Regions from separate parts of the Mus musculus genome. Here regions 2 and 3 are each linked to region 1. A link is a loop called in an ENCODE intact Hi-C map of the cell type or tissue named here. Cell type or tissue: left cerebral cortex. All regions are shown on one strand. Region 1 overlaps Lrrc28 (leucine rich repeat containing 28). Region 2 overlaps Mef2a (myocyte enhancer factor 2A). Region 3 overlaps Lins1 (lines homolog 1).

Region 1 (8,000 bases):
AGGGAAATCAGAGAGACAGCACTGAATGGACTGCGTCCTGGCGTGGAAGTGGCAGCTACCTACGACGCTCCCCTGTCACTCAGCACACACTACACAGGCAGGAGGAAGGCGAGGAAACCCAGCGGCAGTGTTGAGTGTGGTTACATTTAGGTTGAGGGTGTTCCCTGAGCTTCGATTTTATCGTTGGCTACTTTGAAGAGTTTCAGAATGAAAGGACGGGACAATGACACTGACCAAGACTCAGTGTAAAGATGGATGCAGGGTGCCTTTCCTTTACCTCCCCAACACTCAGACAGAATAACAAACAGAGCAACGGACAGGAAGGAGTAAACGCCTTTCTAGGATGAGATGAGTACAGCTTCTTCTGTACAGTCAAATTAGGACAGAATATTATATGCTATCTAATTTTTATCTTCCAGGAGGGTAAATTCAACACAAATACATGAATCATTATGTCTCAGTGACTATTCTACTGCTATGAACATGACACCATGATGCACGACCCCCAATAAGGCCCCAACTTCTGATCCTTCTCATCTTTTCAAATAGTGACACGCCCTGGTGGCGTGGCATTCAAATGTGTGAGCTTATAGTAGACATTCTTACTCAAAAGACCACGGATTCAAAACCAAAAGTGGCCAGGCTGCGTGTGGCAGTGGTGGCCATGTCTCTAATCCCAGCACTGAGGAGGCAGAGGCAGGCAGATCTCTGAGTTTGAGGCCATCCTGATCTACAGAGTGAGTTCCAGAACAGCCAGGTCTACACAGAGAAACCATAACTCAAACAAAACAAAACAAAAAGTGAAGCTAGGAGATGTTTTGGTGGTAAAAGTGCTTGCTCTGCAAGCATAAGGACCAGAATTTTGATACCCAGAATCCACATAAAACAGAGAGCTTTGTGTGTCTGTAACCTTAGCACTGGAGGCCAAGGGCAGAAAGATCCTGAGAGCTTGCTGGCCAGCCAGCCAGCAGAGCACAGGTTCAGTGGCAGGCCCTGTTTCAAGAGAGTAAGGTGAGCATGCACGCATAGTGGCTTGTGTTCTCATGCTAACTGTGTTACCTAAAAACCTGTGTGCAGTGTTCTGCACAAGGCTAAGGGATGCTCACCCCAGTTGGCTCTGATTGGAAAATAAAGTTGCTAGCATCCAATGGCTGTGCAGGGAGATGCAAGGGAGGGAAAAGGAAGTCCAGCATGACAGGGGTGTAGGACGGACCACGCTGTGAAGGAGCAGGAGGGTAAGATGGCCGAAATGTAGGTGCAAGGGGAAAGCAGACCCAGAAGGAAACAGGACAGCAAAGATAAAATATAGATGTAGAAAGTGTTCATTCAGGAATCCTGGAGGAAGTATGTGCTAGCTGTGGGGAGGTTTGGAAGTGCCGAGAGCTACACCAGGCACATTAAAATATAAAAGTTGCTTTGTGTGTGTGTGTGTGTGTGTGTGTGTGTGTGTGTGTGTATCTTTCATTTGTGAATCCAGAGCTCTTGGGTGGGTACAGAGCCGCAGAGGAACTCACAGGGAGCATAGAGGACTTTTAGATTATCTACCGCTACAGACATATGTGCACACTCAGACAAAACATTAAACACAATTGACAAAAGCACTGAGGGGTCCTGAGATGTATCTCAGTGGGCAAGCACTGCCCTCCCTATCATGCACACAGAAGGCACACAGCACCTCAAGAAAACAGAAACAAAAAGGTAAGTTTTGTAGCAGTATGAAGGTAATCTTCCAAAGTACTGGCACTACTAAGACGTGGAGGAAAGGCCCAAGTTTTCCAGCATCACTGTGCCCTCAGGGAGCCTACATCCAGGTTGACACAGGAATAACAAGAGTAGGATTCTCCCAGGAACATGCACTTCCCAGAAGAGCATCTTCATTGTCTGAGCTGAGCTATGTCAGCATCTTAAAGGCTCTAACACACCTTTGCAGGGGTTAGCAAAGCCTCCCATCTACCCAGAGCAGCAGCATGACAACCACACCCAAACGTTACCACAGATGAATAAATTAAAATTATATGTCCCACTATTCCAAATCACTTCAAGTTCCCATTCTTATTTTAAAAAAAAAATGAATAAACACACTCACAGTTCCACAAGGTTTGGAAGCTTCTGAGCAAGGTTTTCTGGCTGAAAATCAAAAACTCAGAATTAAATTTTATCTTTAAAAAGTATTAACATTTTTAATTCCCTTAAGTATAACAGAATATCTTCTTGGGATATAAATTTTGAGAATGTGAAAATAATAACTTAGCATGTTTGGGATTCATTTTTACACTAATCACAAGGCACTTAGTATAGTCAAACAGTTAAAATCAGCATCCCTTATCACATTTGTCCTCAACCTGCCCAATGCTGGGGCCCTTTAATACAGTTCCTCATGTTGTGGTGACCCCAACCATTAAATTATTTCTGTTGATACTTCATAACTGATTTTCCTACTGTTATGAATCATAACATAAATATCTGTCAACAGTCTCAGGTAACACCCTACCCCACCCCCCGGAAAAGGTCGTTCAACCCCAAAGGGTTGCTACCTACAGGCTGAGAACTGCTGCCTTAGAGAAACCAGGCACCTCTCAGGGCATGTAAGGAAGAAGGCCACCGCCAAGAGGTTGAGGGGCCAAAGAGACAACTGTGGACAAAAAAATGCCAGGGTCTGCCAACAGCCTACACAGAGAGAAGGGCCCGCAAGACTCTATAATCCCCAAAAGGGGACCCTACCCTGATGAGCGCACCCTAATTTTGGATGCTTGCCTCCCAAGTGTGAGCAAGGCACTGCTATTAGGACTGCTTAGTTATGGTGGCCTCACAGTTACAGCCCTCAATCCCCAGCTCCCCACCCCTGCTGCTAAAGAAAGGCAGATCTCGGAGAGAAAGGAGGTTGAGAATGAAGAGAAACAAGGACTGTGATCCAACAGTTTTATCTTAGAGGGATGGCAGACTGATGAAATAGATGAAATATGCTGGAGTAGGGGTGGTGTCCTTTTCCAAAGGACAACTTCTACAATTCTACTCACAGCTTGAAAAGAGTGGGGTGAAAGGAGGGCTGTTCCTGTAAATAACTGTATTTAACTACAGACATGGCTCAGATTTATAAGCACATGAAGATGGACACTATAAAAACAGAAAGAATGGGTTTTTCATTCCACATCCTCCAAACACCAAAAGGTAAGCTAGTTTTAATGGCAGAACCAGGAATGGCTTTCAGAAAACAAAAACAGGTCTGGCATGGATTCTTAAAGATGAATATGAGATTGGCATGAGGTGGAAAGGGGGGTAGTTCTGGTTCACCTTCTGGGCACAGACGTAACATGTGCAAAGGGAAAAGGGCAGGAGGTGTTTAGAAAATTAACTATTGGCCGACAATGCCTTAACAGTAGTCCTAAAGACATAAAAACAGGTTTTGTAAACCCGGCTACAAAAGCAGCTGTGCTTGGGGGCCTGGCCAGCCTTAAGAACCTGTGATGGCTTGAATGAGGTGTCCCTCCACAGCTGGTGCCATTGTTTGGGAGGTTTAGGAGGTGTGGCCTTGCTGGAGGAAGTATGTCACAGGAGGCAAAGCTCAGGTTTCAAAGCCATTTGTCATTCCTAGTTGGCTCTGGGATTCGTTCTTGCAGCTCAAGGTGTGAGTTCTCAGCTGGGGCTCCAGCAGCGTTCTCATCACAGCAACAGGAAGTAATAGAAACTATCCTGCTCTTGAACCTGTCTGGCAACTCACAACCACCTGTAGCTCTGGTCCCAGGAGCTCTGACGCCCTCTTCTGGACTCCTTGGACCCCAGGACTCACACGTGCACATACTCCCCCAAGTGTATGTAAGTTTAAAAGCGAAACCAAGTAAAAATCAAGTATAAAGATAGTTTTACACAAAGTGGCAAGGACTGCTAGGTTGTAATGTAAAACTTTATCACAGACCCATGCTTCAACGCTTCAACATTTGGTCCCTGGACGGTGGTGCTCTTTGGGGAAGATTGTGCAGCCTCAGGAAGCAAGGCCCAGTTTGAGAGGTGGAAAAGACAGGCCACCATGATAAGAGACATGACTAATACATGGGCTTATATTTTATTCTAAGGCATAAATTTTTTTTGAAACCCTAAACAGAATGGAAATCCACTGGTTTTATTTTAGATAAGAAAGTAACAACTTCATACATGCATACAGGTACAGTCTAACTGCTTATGTATATATGGACATGCCCTTTTGCCATAAGCTGCATTACTGAACATAGAGATTGTGAAACGACTGAAGTTTTGAGATCTCACTGCTGACAGACCTACTTAAACATTTAAGTGGTACAAGCTGTGAACCCTCACTCAGTATGCATTCAAACATGTTTCTTCGGATGTCACAAATCCCTGGAATGGTCTTTTAGTATTGGTATCTTTCCTAGTAACGACACATGCTTCCATTTATGGGCATACCTAGCAAAACCAGAGAACTGTAAGGCAAAGAGCTCAATCAGCATGCTCCCGTTAAAGCACAGAGCAGGGCAGGGGAGAAAGGCTCAGGCCCTCACCAGCTTCATCTGCTGGACTAGCGACACTGGATCTGGTCTATTACATGACTATCAGATAGCATTCCATGGTAAGCTGCTTGGTAAGTTTTGCTTTTTTGAGTTAGAGCTATATATAAAACACTGAAACTATACTTCTGCTACTGACATGTGTCAGTGTGAGCTGACTGACAAGTGAAACACACTGTATTTATATGTAAAAACAGGTACACTAACTTTTGAGAAGACCGTAGTTCATGAGGATGCTGCCTTTTGGAAATACAAAACAAGTAAATCCATCTCTCAACCTAGAAAACAGTTGTCTGTTGAGCAGGCCATGACTGACCCCTGCTGGTTCTAGGAAACAGTGTCTATTTGTTGAGCAGGTCATGACTGACCCCTATTGGTGCTCTGTGGTATCACGCCCTTCTTTCTAATCCCACATTTTCAGTACATGGAAAATAGAAATCCCATGAACAGTTACATCAATAATTTTTTTCATAACTAATACAAAAATAAACTTTAACATGTTTCTCATGCTGGCATAAAATGTTGCTTTCAAACTCCCCTTAAATGTGAAAATGTTTAAATGTTTATAACTTGGGACAAGAATTTCATGTATGTTATAAACACAACAGGTCTGTGACATTCTGTGGTAGACACTGCCCTTCCCACGCCTTTCCCTCAGAAACCAGGGCAGATGTGATACAGTCTAGGGGGTCTTCGTTAGGCTCTGGGGTTTTGTTTGCTTGCTGTTTTATTTTGTTTTTCTCCCCTGCCAATTAAAGAAACGGCAGGCACAATCCTGAGCTAGGCAGGATCATCTCAAACACGGCCAGCAGCAACAGACAGAATTAGCAGCCGAAGAAAGGCATTTAAGGGGGGTGAGGGAGAACACAGGCTTCCAGCAGAAACACACAGAAAACGGCCCCTAGGAAGTGGACAGAACACTCACAAAGCCAAAAACCCACTCTCTTCTCAAAAACCCACTCTCTTCTCAAAAACCCACTCTCTTCTCAAAAACCCACTCTCTTCTCAAAAACCCACTCTCTTCTCAAAAACCCACTCTCTTCTCAAAAACCCACTCTCTTCTCAAAAACCCACTCTCTTCTCAAAAACCCACTCTCTTCTCAAAAACCCACTCTCTTCTCAAGGGCTGGAATCACTCTCTTCTCAAGGGTTGGAATCACTCTCTTCAAGGGTTGGGGTTAAGTCTTTGAAGAATTGCTCTTCCCTTAAGGTTGGTCAGTTTGAACAAAGAGAAGTTGGTTGGTTGGCCTACAACTGTCGTGTGACTTGTCCTGATAGGCCTTGAGCCAGTCCGTCAGCAGGGGGGCTTCTAGGAGACAAAAGCTTACAAGGCTTTGTTTAAAGCTGTCAGGCTTTTGTCTTAATCGGGAGGATAAGGAAAAGCTGGCCATTTTGGAAATCTGTCTCCTTTATCACTTAGCCATAACCCTGCTCCCTGTTTGTCTACCTCCCAGAAGCCTAACTCCTGCTCTCTCACAAGAACTCACATGCTCCACAGCGACTCTAAGATGGTAACAGCTTTGTGAGGGTTCACCCGTGAGGGAAAACACCGCAAGCCAGAGCACTCAAATAATCTGCAACTGTTTGCATTCATCCGGAATAAGAAATACCTGTGGCTAAAAGCTACTAGGACCCAAGGTTCAGCACCTGCTGCAACCCACATCTAATAACACATCCCACGTTTTGGCTCTTAGAGCAGTTATCATCACTTATCTAAAACATAAGCATGCGGTGCTAGACTAGAGAGATGGCTTGGCAGTTGAGCACATTGGCTGCCCTTCCAGACGACCCAGGTTCAATTCCCAGTACCCACATGTTGGCCCACAACCATCTGTAACTCCTGTCTCACGGGATCCAATGCCCTCTTCTGGCCTCCACAGGTACTGCATGCATGAGGTGCAGAGACATAACTGCAGACAAAACACCCACATGCATAAAATGAACACAAATTATTTAAAAGGGAATAAATCGCCTTACTATTGGATTTGGCAATGGGTTCACAGATGCTATACAAAAGCAATGCTGCCACAGGAGAAAAGATGATCATAACTAAGACCATTTGTACAGAAAAGGACATTATAAATAAAAGACAATGTACAGACTGAAAGAAATATTTACAAAACACACATCAGATAAGGATCCAGCACCCAGAACATAAAAACTATTGTAACCCAGTAACAAAAAAAGTTACTGAAAGATGGACTAATGATAAAATTTTTTTAAAAATCTGCTAGAGATGGATCTCAAAGCTCCTTAAAGGCTTGGCTCTCAGGGTGCTGCTATCTGGAGACAGTGAGCCTTTAAGTCACAGGGGATGTCAACTTGAGGGGATCTGAGTCCCTGCCTTCCTCCTCCCCGTCTCCCATTTTTTCTACTGTTGCTTTCCAGCCACAGAGGAACAGCTTACTCCATGGTGGACTGGAACCTTTAAAACCACAAGCCAAAATACCTTTTCTAAGCTGCTTATCCAGGAATTTGCTATAGTAATAAAAAGTCAACTAACACAATAGATAAATGCTGCTTTATGTCATCAGCCTCCAGGAAGTGCATATCAAACCCACAATGAAGTATCACTTCATAACTACTAGGACAGCTATGCCAACAACAACAACAAAATGGAAAATATCAATGTTGGTACGGATGTAAAGAATCTAGAACTCCAGGCTGCTGAGTGAGAAAGAATAAGCTTTCTGCAGAGATGAGCCCCCAATAGGTTATACAATCCCAAGAGGTCGTCAGCTCTAAATGCATGTAACATGAGCAATACTCTATACGTGTGTTGGTAGATGGATGTACAGAGTAAATACAGACAAGGTTGAGAGTATCAGAGGAAACAGGGACGGACAAGATGCTGGAAGGGATGGGAGGGCAGGAATAAATGATGTAACTACAACAGACACATGTTGAGGTTTGGTCTGCTTCTATGCACTGTAATGGTAAATACTGCCCCAAGATCCGGTTGCCTGAGGGATGAGGAAATCCTCACATAACAGATCTCATGCTATGTAACCTTGCTCCTTAATTTAAACTATTGAACAAAGATGCCGACAGCCTTTAGCTGGGCAGAGGAGAGGGAGGTGGGGCTTTAGTTCCAGGGCTTGGGGTCTGAAGCACAAACAAGGAGCAGCAGAGTGAAGAGAGAGACGACGCCATGGGGTAAGGAGTCATGAGAACTGGCCATGAGGGCCAGTCAAAGTAGAAGAGGCTCCGGTCAACATGGCCAGTCTTATCTCGGGGTCACTGACAGGGAAGTAGACAAAATAGCTCAGAGGGTTAACATGTGCCCAGCTCTACTGATATTAAGGCTTATTATAAATATAAAGGTTTTGTATCTTTTATCTGAGAACTATATGATCCAAGGTGGGGTCGAAACCCCTGATTAATTTTTACTACAACATATATATATGTTTAAATTCTCAAAAAAAAAACCTTGCATTAAAATGAATAGAGGTTGGGCAGCAGTGCTGTACACCATTAATC
Region 2 (8,000 bases), 390 kb before region 1:
ACCAATGCCCAGCTTTCAGGTCCACAAAACCTTTCCCTAAGATTCTTTGCACTTTCACCTATAACACAATTCTCCAGAGCACTACTGATTACAATTCACATGTGTGGTTCTTTCATCATCCAAGAGAAAGGAGTTGCTGGCTCTCTGGATACTGTGGGCAGGAAGCTAAGGTGTCCCAGGCCTGATCAGGTGCAAAGCAGCCAGCTAGCTGCTGCTACACTGTCCCTCTTCTGGATGCTCTCTTGTACTTGTACCTTCTGGGCACCATCATAAATCCTCTCTGCTTTCCACCCTGACTATAAGGAGCATTCCTTTATGAATAACGTAGTTGGTAACTGGGCCAGAAACAATCAAATGAATCCTATGGCACTTGATGCAAACACAGGGTATTTTCAGTCCTACTCTTTTTCTACTAAGATCCAAGGAGAATGCAAAAGGCACAGGCCTGCTGTCCTCTTCTCCAAAGCAAAGGAGAAAAGGAAGGCAGATTCAGAGCGGATGCTCGGAAGCAATGGCTTATTCATTTGGCAGGCAGTGAGAAGGAAACATGCAGGTGCCATATGGATTTTAGGGTTCCCTTGGTACCATCTGAGATTCTCCATGCTTAATAAGAAAAGTTATGTGCCCCAAGTCCCTTCAAGGAATGCCTGGTTTGCTCAGCAGCATCCATGCTCTATCTACAGCTATGTTAAGAAAAGTCTTCCAACAATTGTACATAAACAAGAATCATGGCAGAGCTTGTTCTTGATAGCCTACACAGTAAAAGGGAACTGACAGGAAGTGTGTGCAGGCCATGTGCAAAAGCTCAGGAAATTTCCAGTTACTCACACCAGAGAGCTGAGGGCTGCTTGTCCTAGATGGTGCTGCTGCCAGGCTGAAGCCTGCCCCAGAGACAGCATTCCAGGGGAAGTAAAGCCTTGCAGGGCAGACAGGTCAGCGCTGGTCAGTGAGTAATCTACAAAAGAAGGGCAGTATTACTACACAGACAAATGTACCTGACCTCTGGGGAGAAGAGACACACTGGATTAAACCTGAATCACCACGTGTTGATGCTCATTGGGACAGAAAGGACAAAGAAGCTTTCTTGCTGAACTAATATCACGACACAATCAACTACATTTGCCTTAATAGCTCCCCGATTGTACACGTCACCTCAAATTCATGAACATCTTTCTATGACATACAAGTCATTTTCTACAAATGCTTTGGTCACAATTACTGCGGCCAAGGCTTAGGATATTAGATACTGCTTACATGTAGTTACTTAAGTTCATCATTAACACTTGGGGCTTACATTTAGTTCTGAGGAAAGGTGGCAGAGACTCCTACTTTTAACTTTTTTCTCATGTCTCAAGAAAGGTGTTTAAAGCATTTGGCTCTCCAAGTGAATTAATATATTTTAAGGAAAAAAAAAAGGCTGAATTGAGAAGGTGCCATTGGCACTCAGATTTCTATGTGATATGTGACTGTCCTTTCACACTTGACATGCCCAGAGAGTCTCAGCCAGATGTCCACTCTAGTGACCCTTCTAGTCCATAATTCTCTTTTGATCTCTTGGCCCATCCAATAACCCACTTGACCTATTCCACTTGGCTATCTCCACAAACACCTTGATTCTGGCAAAACCCAAACTGAACTCATGTTCTCCTCAAAGCTGTTCTTCCTTCCTTGATATATTGCACCAACATACCCAACAGCTCAGGCCAGGAAAGTGAGTGTTCTATTACTTCTTTGCTGTGCTCTTACCTTAGCTAGCAACAACTCTAGTTAATCCTACCTTGCTGTCTCCAGCGTGTGAAGGTCCCAGTGTAATCTACTCCTCTATTCCAAGCCACCAGTAAACTATGACTTGGACACTACACAACCTTTCTACGACTTATTGGCATTCACTTAAAAAACAAGATTTGTTTTTATTATTTCAGTTATGTCTCTGGGTATCTCTGCACATGAGTAAAGGTTCCCACTGAGGACTTGCCTGCAGCTGAAGTTACAGGCAGTTGTGCATTGCCTGAAGTGGGTACTGGGGTCCACACGAGGATCCTCTGCAAGAGTAGCACCAAGTCTTAACCAAAGAGCCATGTCCTATGACCACTAGACCACTGGAGTCCAAAATGACATGTTTGGAAATAGCAAGTATGACTGCAATGCTCTGTAACATACCCAACAAATCCCCACCTTTCCAGCTCAACTCTAACTGCCCGGCCTGTGACACTCACCCTGCTCTGCCTGGTGGCTTCCTGCCTGGTCAGGGCTGGCACGATATGACAGGTCTTTCCCAGTGTTGCTTGTCTTTCTTGTGGTAGACCTCAGTACCACTACTGACTACACTCTATTTACAGTGCCTGCCAGGGCACCTGGCACACATGCTAATACATCTTGAAGCTGGAGTGATGTTACTGATGGGCATGAGCAAGTGTCTATGGGACCCACAGGCTATTTTTTAAAATTGCTCCTTTATTCATCCCTTTACTTACTAAGTATCTACAGAAGGAAAAATAATATATACAATAATATGGGAAAAGAAAAAACACAAACAAAACAGCTATTCTAAGGAGGAGAGTAAAAGTGACCTTGGATGGAATGAGACTGATGTTTAGTCACATGATTTTAAGGAAGCCTGACTCTACTTTATGTGTTTTAGAAATTCCTTGCAGACTCTGTAAAAATAGATGTATGCAATATTTTTAAAATGCTTATATATATGTACTTTCTTTAGAAACTAATGGCGTTTCTAAAAACCGAGCACTACAGTAGAATCTTGAGTATAATGGAATGCCTGCAATGAGACATGTAGAATACTGCAATCTCACTCTGATACTCAATCCAAATGGTGTCCTCAGCTATACCCACCTGCCCATCGGACCTCAAGCTCCCTTCTTGCCTATCTTCTCAACCTCAGAGTACAAACTAGAAAGTCTAACAGTGCAGGACTTTTCCTACATATGCTTACCAGCTAAGATGTGTCTGCTCCTCATCTGGCAAAAAGATATGCCCTTAACTCAAAATCTCTTATGCAGCAAGGGATTGATGGGCTCTAATTGGATTTCTAGAAGTGTTTAAGCTCTGGCCTCTTCTGGAATTAGTTCTGTGCAAGACAAACAATGGGCTACAATTCATAGGCTACTAAGCACCTGACAGACTGGAGCAGTGTGTTTTTTCACACAGGTACTTGGGACGGTAAAGGTCATCCCCAGGCTTTGTCAACAAGACTATTACAAGTTATTTGAAAACTCTGGAATTAAAGTGCCAATCAAAGGTATAAACTGTCCCTCCAGGAGCTTCACAGAGCAGTTTTAGTACTGATGCCAAAGCATTTACTCTGAAGTCTAAAATTAGGTGATCTCTACCACAGTCCACTTATGAGCGTCATAAAGAAGTCACTTCCTTGCACTGCAGTCTTCTGATGGCAGACAAGGTGTTATTTCTTTCTTTCCCAGAGCCAGGTGTTTGGCTCAATTGGGGAGAAAGTGAAACTGCTTGTTCTTCCTGCCTGTCTTAGAATGGTAAACCCACAGGGAACCCTCTGCACACCAGTTCTCCATAGGGGCCATCTGGTTAAGCCAGCAGTATCCCTCCCCCTTCACTGTGACGCCCCCCCCCGCCGTGTGTGTGTGTGTGTGTGTGTGTGTGTGTGTGTGTGTGTGTGTGTGTGTGTTTCAAGACAGGGGGTTGGAGGGTGTTCGCTGTGTAGCCCTGGCTGTTTTGGAACTCATTCTGTAGACCAGGCTGGCCTCAAACTCAGAGATCTGCCTGCCTCTACCCCACTCCCCACCCTAAGTGCTGCAATAAAAGGTGTGTGCCACCACTGTCCACCTACTCCTAAACTTTCTTAACAGCCTTCTGTCTTAAGAATATTTTAAGACCAAAAGTCTGAAACAAAAATACCAAAACGAATGAAAACCTCTTCTTAGCAGCAGATTGACTGGCTATGGGGAGAAACAAGAGCTCATTCTCCTCCACAGGGTCTAATAACACAGACCAAGCCAGTAGCTACAGGAAAAAACACATCTTGCCTGCCACACTGAAGTACCTTCCATACCCCTAGGAGACCTCAACCCTTTCCCAAAGCAGGTTTATAGCATACAGACAAAACAATCTGATTTCAAAGTTGAGGAAGAAAAAGATAGTGTGCAATAAAAGACTTTATAAAAATACCTGGGCAATTTGCCTCCTCCCTTCCTTGGCCACACTTGACAATAGCTACTTGCTTCTTTCTTAAGAAGCAGTGAAAGGTCTGACATGGTGGCACACACCTTTAATTGCAGGACTTGAGAAGCAGGGGAAGGCTTTTGAGACCAGTCTAGCCTACAAAGTGAGTTCTAGGACAGCCAAGGCTACACAGAGGCCCCGTCTCAACCCCCCTTTGCTCCCCCCCAACCCCCGCCGCCAAAATCAACCCCCGCCGCCAAAATAAAAGTAGTAAAAGTTCATGTTGGAGAAATAACTTACTTCATTCTATTATCAACTCATTTTATGTAACTTTTTAAAGGCTTAGCACTTTAAAAATATACATTTAAACTTGAAACAAAAACCCAGAGCTATATTCTTAATAAGCATGTACCCCTTGTTTAGAAAGCAGCAAGAACAGAGTCCAGGAAAAGGCCCAGAGATGGCTCACCAGTGTTGTAGGCTGTCGGCATTGCTGAGTACACTAGTCCCTGTGGAGGCAAGCTCGGAGTTGTCACAGACACTACAGGCGTGGCAAGAGGTTGAGTGGCTTGAGAACTGCTTATCCTTTGGGCATTCTGTGAGAGATCAGAGAACAGATTAAGTGTAATTATGTGGTATTTATGTTCAGACTAAAGATTTTAAAAATAACTTTCAATTTAAATGTGACACTTCACAGTTTTATGTGAATGTCATTATTTCTTGAAACAGTGATATGAGATCCTTAAAGATATTAATGAGAATAACTAAATATTTAAGAGATCTATCTTTGTATTAATTATTCATTTCCCCTTTAAGATTACAGCATATTAATCCCAGATGCATGTCTTAAAATAGAAACTTACCTTATGGGTGATAACACTTTTGTGTGATAACTTAATGAGGACTTGATATCATTACAAGTATTGTCAAGCTACATTAAATGAAGTCTATTTATGTTTTAAATGGTTGATGGCAGCAAAAGTAATTTGTATACATGAGATTATAAATGTAAGAGTACAGGAACAAAACTACGTCCTTTTCAGTCCTTCTATACTAATGCTTTAGGCTGTGGCTTATCCCATGTAGCTGGTTTCCCTCCTGCTCACCCTGCAGGTGATCCAGGTTTTAACAGCACACTCAGATCTGTATCATTCTGGCCTTCCAGTTTTCTGAAAGGAAAGGCTCTAAGTTTTTTAATAATGTACTTTTGAAAAGGCTACTAAATACTGACTGACTGTATTAATAGTATCAGCATAATTGTATCTTAGCCAGGTTGGGAATAAATTAAAATGTTGACAACCCCACCCACCCCACCCCTTTCTCCTTTTCCTTTTGTCCCCTTTCCCCTAGAAGGTCTATGTAGCCCTGGCTGATTGGGAACATCAATCTGCTATGTAGATCAGCCTTGCCTTGAACACACAGAGATCCCGCTGCCTCTGACTCCTGATGGCTGGGATTTAAGAACTGCCTATTCCTGGCAAAAAAAAAAAAAGTCAACTCTTCAATGATGAAGCTACATTAGGATAGCCCCTGTCTTCCATGTGTAGGGGGTATGGCAGAATAATTTTTCCCTTCACACTGACCTAAAGTTGACTTTTTCCAGGATCAAGTATCAGAGAACAGAAGAGACTCCACAGTTTGTATACAAGAAGCTAAAGGATAACTATAATTTGTTTTTACAAATAGTTAGAGCCTAATGACTGACAGTTTTGGGGGTCTGTGTCAGAGCTCAGGAGTCCAAATGAGACTGCATTTTCTCTTGAACTGTTTTCAGAAAGCACTGGAATGAATGAAGGCCTCTGGCTAATATGAGTGCCTGACGGGTGATGGTCTTTTGAGGATCTGGACTCCAGCTTCTCTCAGGTCAGTTTGTATTTCCTACACATCTTCTCACAGGGCATCTGAAAACCATATGATGTACTGGTATGACTGGAGTCTTAATTACTGATTCACCTCTAAGCCTGGAGAACATCACTTTACTTCTCTGAACCCTTTAATTTGTTACAAAAGAAAGACAGACATGTTTGTCATGTCTGGTTTTCAGTGCTCCTGCTGATAATTGAAGAGGTATATTAGAAATGAACCCAAGACAGCATTTTTTACTGTCCCCAGACTTTCTGTAGTTAAAACTTTATATTATTGGTGTCATTGGTGACTTAAACAGACAAATATATTTATATTCCTTTTGATTCACAGCCATCCCACTAAATCTGTAATGAGATAAAATTATTCTAGAAGTGCAAGGCTTAGAACAGAGTCACTGTGGCCTCACTCTTGCTAGGGAAGTCCTCAACACAGGCGCAGGAGCTGGCTCCTTTCTTTCACTTCACTTTGGATCAGAGCCATCAACAAATGTTTAGGGCACAGAATGCCTTGCGTAACTTCCTGAATTCCAGGGAACTGCGTTTCTGATTCTTCCCTGCATTCTGAACTGATTTCATTTTTAGATGCTGAATTAGCTTAAACTTTTTTAAAGAACAATTTTTTATTAGATATTTTCTTCATTTACAATTCAAATGCTATCCCAAAAGTCCCCTATACCCTCCCAACCCCCTGCCCTGCCCTCCAACCCACCCACTCCCACTTCCTGGCCCTGGCATTACCCTGTACTGAGGCATATAAAGTTTGCACGACCAAGGGGCCTCTCTTCCCAATGATGTCCGACTAGGCCATTTTCTGCTACACATGCAGCTAGAGACACGAGCTCAGGGTGTACTGGTTAGTTCATATTGTTGTTCCACCTATAGGGCTGCAGACCCCTTCAGCTCCTTGGGTACTTTCTCTAGATCCTCCATTGGGGGCCCTGTTTTCCATCCAATAGCTGACTGTGAGCATCCACTTCTGTATTTGCCAGGCACTGGCATAGCCTCACAAGAGACAGCTATATTAGGGTCATGTCAGCAAAATCTTGCTGGCATATGCAATAGTGTCTGCATTTGGTGGCTGATTATGGTATGGATGCCCCGGGTGGGGCAGTCGCAGTCTCTGGATGCTCCTTCCTTCCTTCCGTCTCAGCTCCAAACTTTGTCTCTGTAACTCCTTCCATGGGTGTTTATGAAGTTGTAAAGAGTGTGATTGACTACACTTTTTAGCGATCTTTCTTATCTTCATGATTTCTACATTTCAACACACTCAGAAACTATCTCTGAGATTCTGCAGTTAAGTGTCATTTTAAGGAAGGCAAAGTCACACAGTGTCACACATTGGTATGACAGGTGGAGAAACAGTTCAGGCTCAGCACTGAGTCAACAATTTCAATGAGTTTTTGAGGGAGAGACTTAATCTGGTCTCAAATAAAACTAGGTAAAAATAGTGTTCAGATGGTTCTGTGTAGGCTATCCCTACTCTGGGCTTTTTAGAGTTGCATCTTCATGGCAACTTCTTGGTATGACTTCAAAGACTGTAGAAATAATGACCCTCCATACTTGGTCTGCCCACCAGCTAGATCCCTGCAAGCAGTGTGTTCCGTGAGTAAGTGACTTTCAGAACCACTAGAGGGCAACACAGTGATAGATAATTAAAGCATTTAGGACAATAATTTAAGGGTAAAGAGCAGGGTCTAGTAAAAGATGAATTATTTCAGTTTGAACCATAATGCAACCATTAGTGGCATCCTTAACTCAAGAATTTCCCCCCAAAGATATTCATTGTATAATCTAGCATCACATTTATAGCTAATCAGTGAGTATATTTCATATACCAATCCAAAAATGAGCAAGCACAGAACAAATAAAAGATCATCTCTTATTTTAAGGATAAAGAACAAAGAAACTTATTTGAAAAGAAACTGTTAAAAACACACCAGCATGCATAAACATGTCATCATAAGGAAATGAAAATAGTGGGTGCCT
Region 3 (8,000 bases), 930 kb before region 1:
GGGTGAGTCTGAAGGGAAAGGAGGTGACTGTCTCATACTGAGACTGGAGATCAGCTCCCGAGTCTCTAACAGACATCTTTCTAGAGGACAAAGGGCCCTAGGTTCAAGGCATTTGATGTGTAACTTTTAAAAGGGATAGAGCACCTTACTAAAGGACTTGCTGAGAGATGGTGACCACAAAAGCCATGAAAGCAGCAGAAGGCTCCTCCTTCCCACCCCAGTCTTTGGCTACCACAGTAAAATGTCCTACAGAGCTGTTCAAAATGGTGACTCCTGTCAAAAATGGCTGCACCACAAAATCTCCTCAGCCTGCACCCCTCACAGGTCTTGTCCAAGGTGGTGCACAGCCTTTCTAGCCCCTCAAGGGCTGTCCATGGTGTCAACACCTACCACACCTTTCCTGCCTTAGCTTACAGCTTTCATGAGACACCATTACAGGAGCTGTCCCATAGAAGCTGTCCACAGTGGCAGCACCTCCTCTGTAGAATTTTTCTCCCTTCCCTACCCCCAACAGCCCCACAGAAATGGCTCCTCTGCAAAAGCTGGCTGCAGCCAGGAAGGACTTCCCACCTTAACCCATGGACCTGATACAAGGACTTCCCACCTTAACCCATGGACCTGATACAAGGACTTCCCACCTTAACCCATGGGCCCGATGCAGGGAAAAGTGGGTGAAAAAAAGCCACCAATCCCTGAGCAGGAAAACCCACCAATCTCTGAGCTTCTCACAAAACCTCACCAATCCTTAAGCTTCCCCAAGGTCAGGACTTCAAATCCCACCAATCATAACTCTAGAAACCTCTGCCCTGAGAAGCTCCACCCACTGAGAAATCCTATATAAGCACTGCCCCTTTGGATCCCCTGGTGTCTGCTCCCGGGAGCAGAGGGTAGCCATCCCTGGATACATCCCTACACATCCTGGACCTTCCAATAAAGCTTTCATGAGATTTCCTGCCTGGGAGACTCATTGGAAGAAGGCAAGAAGAAAAGCAGTGATAAAGAGAAGAGGAGTGTGTCTGAGGCCCCTGAGCTCCTCAGCTCAGCTGGGGATCCCCTCCCCTGGGAGCTGCAACACCTCTGCTGAGGAGGCCTCCCTCAGAGCTATGTGGTTCCTGGGCTCCTGTGTCTCGGGAGTCCCTTCACCGGGACACTGTCCCACCTCAGAGCTGTGTAGCTCCTGAGCCCTCAGTCTCAGAATGCCCTTCCACTGGAACACCTTCTCCCCTCTGAGCTGATGGTTCCTGGGCTTCCGAGTCCCAGGATACACTTCCATACAGGCAGAAACACTTAGTGTCCGCAAGAGACCTGAGGTTCAGATGTCAGAGAGAACATTAACTTACTTAAAGGACATCTTGGCACTGGAACCAACAGTTACGGTGAGGGACACTGGTTACATGATCCAGAATCTGCAGTCATCCTCAGGGGGAGGGCAGTCAGAAAAGATGGAACAAGAAACAACCGGGCCTTGGGAGGTAGTCACCACAATGGTGGGGAGAACTGGGCATTAAAAGAGGCAGGAAACAGTCCTTTCTTTCTTACAAACTAAGCAGAAGGCCTTAGATCCCACCAGAGTTGTCTTCAGTTGGTGACTGTTAGGAAGTCCTTCTGTTTAGAGGGGTAACATAGCACTGGTTCCCCACTACTGTAGGGCTATGGAGTTTGAGAGAAGGGAGGCCTTTGCTCCACAAGGAACTGGTTTCAGCCAGGAATCTTTAGCTGTCCTCATTCTTCAGTGGAGAACTACAAAGGCCCTGGGGCAGAGACAGAACTCCCAGAGGAACTGTACCCTCTCACCCCCAAGGACAGAGGTGAGCGTGCCCTAAAGGGAGGAAACCTGGCCCTACGGGGAAGTTGTCCCGAGGAGAGGCTTTCCGACTCTCTAAGCTCTTCCGCATTTAGCATACCGAGGGTCCCTAGAGGTGGAAGCTGTAGTTGATGTACCCCAGAGTCCATGCCAACAGATGCAATATGAGTCAGATTCGTCGGTGGTGAAAAGAATTCACCACTTAATATCAGAGTAGAAAAGAGGAAAAACACTTCAAGGGAGCAGTGGGCTGGGCAAGAACAGAACTGTCTGCAGCAGGGTGGTGGACTGTGGTATGCAATGAAGGCAGTTGTGATTGGTCGAGGTTCAGCCTGGCTAATTTGGTAAACCACTAATCCTTGCTTCTTTCCCACAGCGTATGATGTCTCAGTGGGTTAGGAGCCAGAATCTTGGAGGACAACCTTTGTTTGGAGTGCTTCAGGTTCTGCATTGAGTATCATAGACAGCATCTGAGCTATGTAACTGCTCGGGCGGAAACTAAAGTCAAACCATTGTTGACTTAAGCTGAGGCTCACTCCTGAATCTCTTGGCAAACTCTAGCCGCCAATTTGTATAAAGTTGGTCTTTTATTTTTAATAGCATTGGTTGTACAAATACACATGGGCAGTTCTTTAGTGATCACATTTTCTAACGAAGGCTTCAGAGTTCTATCATGTCCTAGGAAACTTCGGGTTTTTGCATCAGAGTCGACTATAACCAAGGTTGACCTCAAACTTACAGTGTACCAAAGTTGATCTTTGTGTCATTGTTAGTATTGTTAAAATATTTATGTAGAGACAAGGCCTGGCTGTGTAAAAAGCCCAGGCTGACCTTAAACCACTTTGTACAAATTCATTTGATTGTGTGTACACTCTTGCACATGTGCAGATTGAAGGAAACTCCTACGCATTGGTTCTTTTTCACCATGTGGGCTCCAGGGGTCAGACTCAGGACATTGGGCCTTGATTAGCTGAGCCATCTCACTGGCCCCAAGGATGTTAGGACTCCTCTGCCCCCATGTCCGTCTACGCCTTCACCAGGCTCCAAGAGCTGGGGTATATACATGAACTCCCGTGCTCATATTGTTGATTATTTTACTTATTGCTTTATTCGTTTTTTAGAGAGGGTCTCACTACGTAGCCCTGGCTGGTCTGAAACTCACTGTGTGGACAGACCAGACAGGTCTCAAACTCACAAGAGATCTTCCTGCTTCTGCCTTCCAGATTCTAGGAATAAAAGTGTGGACCACTATGCCCAGCTAGTTTCTAGAAATATTTTAAATGTACTTTCTAGTACAGTTCTGTCCAGTTTTTGGTGTAGAGACTTTAAGAATCAGGGTCTTTAGTATGTTTGGGCATGGTAACTTAATCTTATACCCCAGCAGTCAGGAACTTTAACAAGAGAACCATGAGTTTGAGGCTGCCCTAGGCTACAAAGTGACTATAACCCTTCCCAAAATTAAGGCGTTTTGTCTGATTATTTTTATAGTTCTGAAAGTTGATACCAGGCAAGCATTCTACTATTGAGCTTCATCTCCAGTCTTCCCTCCCTCCTGCTTTTGATGCAGGGCCACCCTAAGTTTCCCAGAGAGGCCTTGAACTCCACCTTCCCGCCTCAGCCTTCTGAGAATGAGATTATAGGCATGTGCTGTTTTATTCAGCTAAAATTTTTGGTTTCTTTTAATATATACGTTTTCTTTGAGGTCATTGTAGAGTCATGAGCAGTTTGAAGAAAGATGCAGCAAGACCCTATGTAGCTTTTTCCTGATTTTTCCCAAGGGCATCATCTTGCTCAACACAACAAAATCTTAATTGATACAACCTACCTGCCTCCCTCCGATTTCCCTCTTTATCTGTGCACATTTATTTGAATGTTTGCCTAGCTCTGTGTGATTTTTGTTAGCACTGGCATGCCCCCTGTTATCCTTCATAGCCCCACCCTCTAAGGAGGTGGAGCCCTCAGCCGGAGGCTGACTTCCATCTGTATTACATTGCCCATTTACTCTTCAGGAATAGAAATAATACACAGCTTCTACGATTGCCCCTTTCCCCCACATAATCCCTGTGAGAGCCATCTAAGGCCGCTCAGGTAGTAATAGGGTTTTGTTGATGATGAAAAGTTACTTCATGGTGTGGCTCCACCGCTTTGTTTCCACACACCCAGTGAAGGGCATCTTGTGCAAGCTTTTGTGTGCATGACTTTATTTTTCTGGCATGAATGCCAACTTCCCAGTTGCTGGGTCATCTGGTAACTAAATGTGCAGCTTTGAAGAGACTGCCAGATTAATTTACAGAATAGCTGTTATAGCAGGATTTAGTTTCTATACATCTTTGCCAACATCAGCTGCCTCTGGTTGTTATTGCAGCTATTCTAAGAATGGTATTCTTTTTAGTTATTTTTGTTTCCTGTTGTGGTAGGAGAATAGTCACTTGCCAATGGCAGCTAGTACGGAGGACACTTAAAAATGATACCCCGACATTTACAACAAATAAAATACTTGAAATTCTAAAAAAAAAAAAAAAAAAAAAAAATGATAGCCCTGGGTTATAGAGACCTCAGCTTTTTTGGAATACTCTCACCTTAGATGGCATTTTTCTATAATTGCTGACCTAGGGGCAGGTGGATGATCTCTTTAGTGAACACTTTCAGTGACTCGGGTTAAAAGATCAGGTAAAACACTAGGGGTGACAGCCATGCTGGCCCAGAAAGAGGCGTTGGTGCGCACTGTCGTCCTCCAGGAAGGCTTCTCCAGTGCTTCCTGAAGCTTTTTGCTCAGGGATAATCTTCGGTGTGTAAATGTGCAAAACAAGTCTCTGCAGTATGCATGGGGTTCCTCAGGGTTGTCTTCCCCTTCAAAATCAGCTTCTGCCTGGCTCTTCTCTTCTGCATCGCAACCGCATTTCCCCCTCTATTCTTCAGAGAGAGCTCAGCACTGGTGAGTAAGTGAGGGGATTGAGGAAGCAAGTGGCTGCTGAGGGCAGACAGACAGACAGACAGACACTGCAGTCCACAGTGTTCTTCATGCAGCAAATCCCAGCTCTACACTCATAACTAGGTGACACCTTGGGGACCACGGGCAGCAGCCCCCATGCGGTACCCTCTGAATCTAAACTGACTTATTTATCCCTCTGGCCTCTGCAGATTCCAAGATAGGTGAGCTCCATCGAATTTCTGATTCCCATTTGCCGGGGGAGGTAAGGTTGCTAGGGACCACCTTCTGTTTCTGCGTAACTGGTAACACCCAATGGCAGTTTCTTTGAGGACTGTTAGTTATGAACTGACTTCAGAAAGTCAGTTCTTGGCTCAACAGAGCCATGTGGTTGCATTAGAAGAATTATAGAATTAGAATCAGTTCTGATTTTGTGTTTTTATGGTACTAAGTCTTTGTACCTGTGGTGGTTTGAATATGCTTGGCTCAGGGAGTGACACTATTAGCAGGTGTGACCTTGTTTCAGGAAGTGTGTCTCTGTAGGGGTAGGCTTTGAGCCTCTCCTTTTAGCTGCCTGGAAGTCAGTCTTCTTCTGGTTGCCTACAGATGAAGATGTAGAACATAAGGGTCCTCCAGCACCAGGCCTGCCTGGATGCTGCCATGCTTCCCACCATGATGATAATGGACTGAATCTCTGAATCTGTAAGCCAGCCCCAATTAGATGTCCCGTATAAGAGTTGCCTTGGTCATGGTGTCTCTTCACAGCAATGAAACTCTAACTAAGACAAGTACCTTTGCTTTTTTTCTTTCTTTCTTTCTTTCTTTCTTTCTTTCTCTCTCTCTCTCTCTCTCTCTCTCTCTCTCTCTCTCTCTCTCTCTCTCTCTCTCTCTCTCTCTTTCTTTTTCCCTCTACCAGGGATTGAACCTAGAACCTCATGAATATTGATCATGGACTCTACCACTGAGCAACAGTCTCAGCTTCATAGGATTTTTTTTTGTTTTTTTGTTTTTTGTTTTTTGTTTTTTTTTTTTTTTTTCGAGAGAGGGTTTCTCTGTATAGTCCTGGCTGTCCTGGAGCTCACTTTGTAGACCAGGCCGGCCTCGAACTCAGAAATCCGCCTGCCTCTGCCTCCCGAGTGCTGGGATTAAAGGCATGCGCCACCACACCTGGCAGGATTTTTTAGAAAGCAAATATTTTAATTTTGTTTGAGTCTAGCGCTTCAAAATCTGCTTTATATACCATGTTTCCGGAAGAGGTTGTTGGAAGATGTTTTGTGTACTGTGTATTTTTTGACAAGAGGTCAAAGCTTTGTATTACTTTTTTTTTTCTAAAAGGATAATTTTTTACATCAGAAAAAATGTAACATCATGTAAGGATTAATTTCAGATTTTATGTCCATGTCCTGATTAGACATCTCCAATATTCTTTTTCCAGAGTGGGTGTCCTCCCTTGTGCGCTCCATAGAGGTGTTGAAAATGCTCCTTTTTCCACTGGATGGTTTTAGCTCCTTTGAGAAAGATCAAGTTGACCATAGGTGTGTGTGTGGGTTCAGTTCTGGGTCTTCAATTCTATTCCATTGATCTACCTGTCTGTCATTGTACCAGTACCATGCAGTTTTTATCACAATTGCTCACAAATGTATAGCTTGAGGTCAGGGATGATGATTCCATCATAGGTTCATTTATTGTTGAGAATAGTTTTTGCTATCCTAGGTAAAAATTTTGATTTACCCCAGTGGATTTAAACTGGGGCATCTAACAACGTCTGCAGGCATTTCTAGTCGCCGGAATCTGGTACCTGATGCTATGGTGTTTTGGCTGGGAGATGGCAGAGGTTTGAGAAAGACTGGGTGAGGGCAGGGGTTGCTTACCAGTCTGGAGTGTGCTTGCAGCTCCCCATATAAAGGAGTCTGGCTCCCCGTTCAACAGTACCATGATGGAGAATTGAGGCAGCCATCATGAAGTGTTACAGGAAAGCTGGTGTTTTTCACCTGGGCCTGGTGATACCAGCCCATGGTCCCAGATACCTGGGTGTCTGATGCAAGAGGATCATAAGTTCAAGGCTTCCTGAGCTAGAGTAAGATCAAGGCCAGCCTACTACTGCAGGCAGCTTACAGAGTTCCCCCTCCAAACAAAAATTAAAAGACAAGTCTAGGGATGAAGCTCAGAAGCCTAGCATGCATAAGCACACTCATGCACAAGCACAAATGTACTCACACCCTTTTGCACACACACCCCCAAACAACACTATAAAGAGTTTTATGTTCTGATATTTACATGTAAAGTGTGCATTTCGTCATTGTGATTTTAAAGTGTTAGAATAATTTCCAATCGAGGAGTCCAACAACTACTGTTATCTCTAACTTGAGACTTCCGAAGTGAACACAGTCTTGTTTCACTTGTAATACAGCTTTAACACCCATAATTATAAATTACCTTTTCTGTTTCAGGCTTCACTGAGGAAACATCTTAGAGATCCATTGTATTTCTAAGTCTTCAATATTTACTCCTGTGGCTGTTGACTCTCTTATGAGATACATTTTGGATATCAAAATGGAAATAGTCCAAGAAATTTTGGATCAATTATACAGGAAAGTACTTCTTGGAACCACTCTTGAAGATGACGTCCATGGTTACATCTTCTATCTCAACCCAGATCTCTCAGAACAAGATGGCTGTCCAGCCTTCCCTGTAGCTCAGTCTAATGCCAGTGGTGTGCTTGATGGCATGGCAGGCCAGCATGGGCCATCCTCCCACGAGGTGGCCACCCTTCCTGGAGCACAGGAGTGTCCCAAGAGACAGCTTCAGATGGACAGAACCCGGGAGATGAAGCTCCTTCAGTTAACAGTGATTGACACGATGCTGAGCCAGGTACTGTCTGATGAAACGGAGACCCACGCAAAGGAGGGGTACAGAGAGCTAACTGAAGTCCTTTTGCAGTCTGTTGAACTCGATTCCAAATTGGTGAGCCATTTTTAAAAAGATTAAGATACTAAGTAAAGTTGCTAAGGCTTCAGCAGTGTGGCGAACGGTGTTTGTTTTGCTATAGATGCGCATGCTCCAGAATTCTGACAAGTTGTTGTCCCACATGGCTGCGAAGTGCCTCGCCTCGCTACTGTATTTCCAGCTGAGAGAGAAGGTCAGAAGCCAGCACGTTAGTTATTTCTCTTGAGTGTTTTAAAGTTCACATATTTGAGTTAATAAGATACTTTCACCCACAGTAAAATGCAAATCCAAAAATGTAGGAATGAAATAAGATCCCCCAAA

What was found. Peaks named below come from ENCODE experiments on the same cell type or tissue, not always from the same donor. Only the 100,000 strongest peaks of a DNase experiment are listed, where the experiment ranks them.
Region 2: it touches region 1 in a loop (5-fold over the local background); 27 of 42 quality-filtered maps call a loop at or near these places.
Region 3: a loop joins it to region 1, with 7 times the contacts of the local background. A loop is called at or near these places in 15 of 42 quality-filtered maps.

What each region holds. Positions count from the first base shown.
Region 1 is chr7:67,626,209-67,634,208 of GRCm38, forward strand. It overlaps Lrrc28 (leucine rich repeat containing 28), which reads right to left. Exons shown (of 10, transcript NM_175124.5): 3 at 2,087-2,127. Among named protein-coding and RNA genes, the nearest start is that of Lrrc28, 15 kb to the right of the region's middle. In left cerebral cortex, CTCF peaks have their summits at 4,872 (motif pointing left) and 6,381 (motif pointing left); a DNase peak (open chromatin) is centred at 4,868.
Region 2 is chr7:67,235,696-67,243,695 of GRCm38, forward strand. It overlaps Mef2a (myocyte enhancer factor 2A), which reads right to left. Exons shown (of 11, transcript NM_001291195.1): 9 at 4,619-4,745; 10 at 829-955. Among named protein-coding and RNA genes, the nearest start is that of Lysmd4, 17 kb to the left of the region's middle. In left cerebral cortex, a CTCF peak has its summit at 7,632 (motif pointing right); DNase peaks (open chromatin) are centred at 3,849 and 7,634; H3K27ac peaks cover 366 bases.
Region 3 is chr7:66,700,857-66,708,856 of GRCm38, forward strand. It overlaps Lins1 (lines homolog 1), which reads left to right. Exons shown (of 8, transcript NM_152815.2): 3 at 7,184-7,697; 4 at 7,783-7,887. The coding sequence starts at 7,263. Among named protein-coding and RNA genes, the nearest start is that of Lins1, 15 kb to the left of the region's middle. In left cerebral cortex, no CTCF peak of the experiment used is centred here; a DNase peak (open chromatin) is centred at 4,003.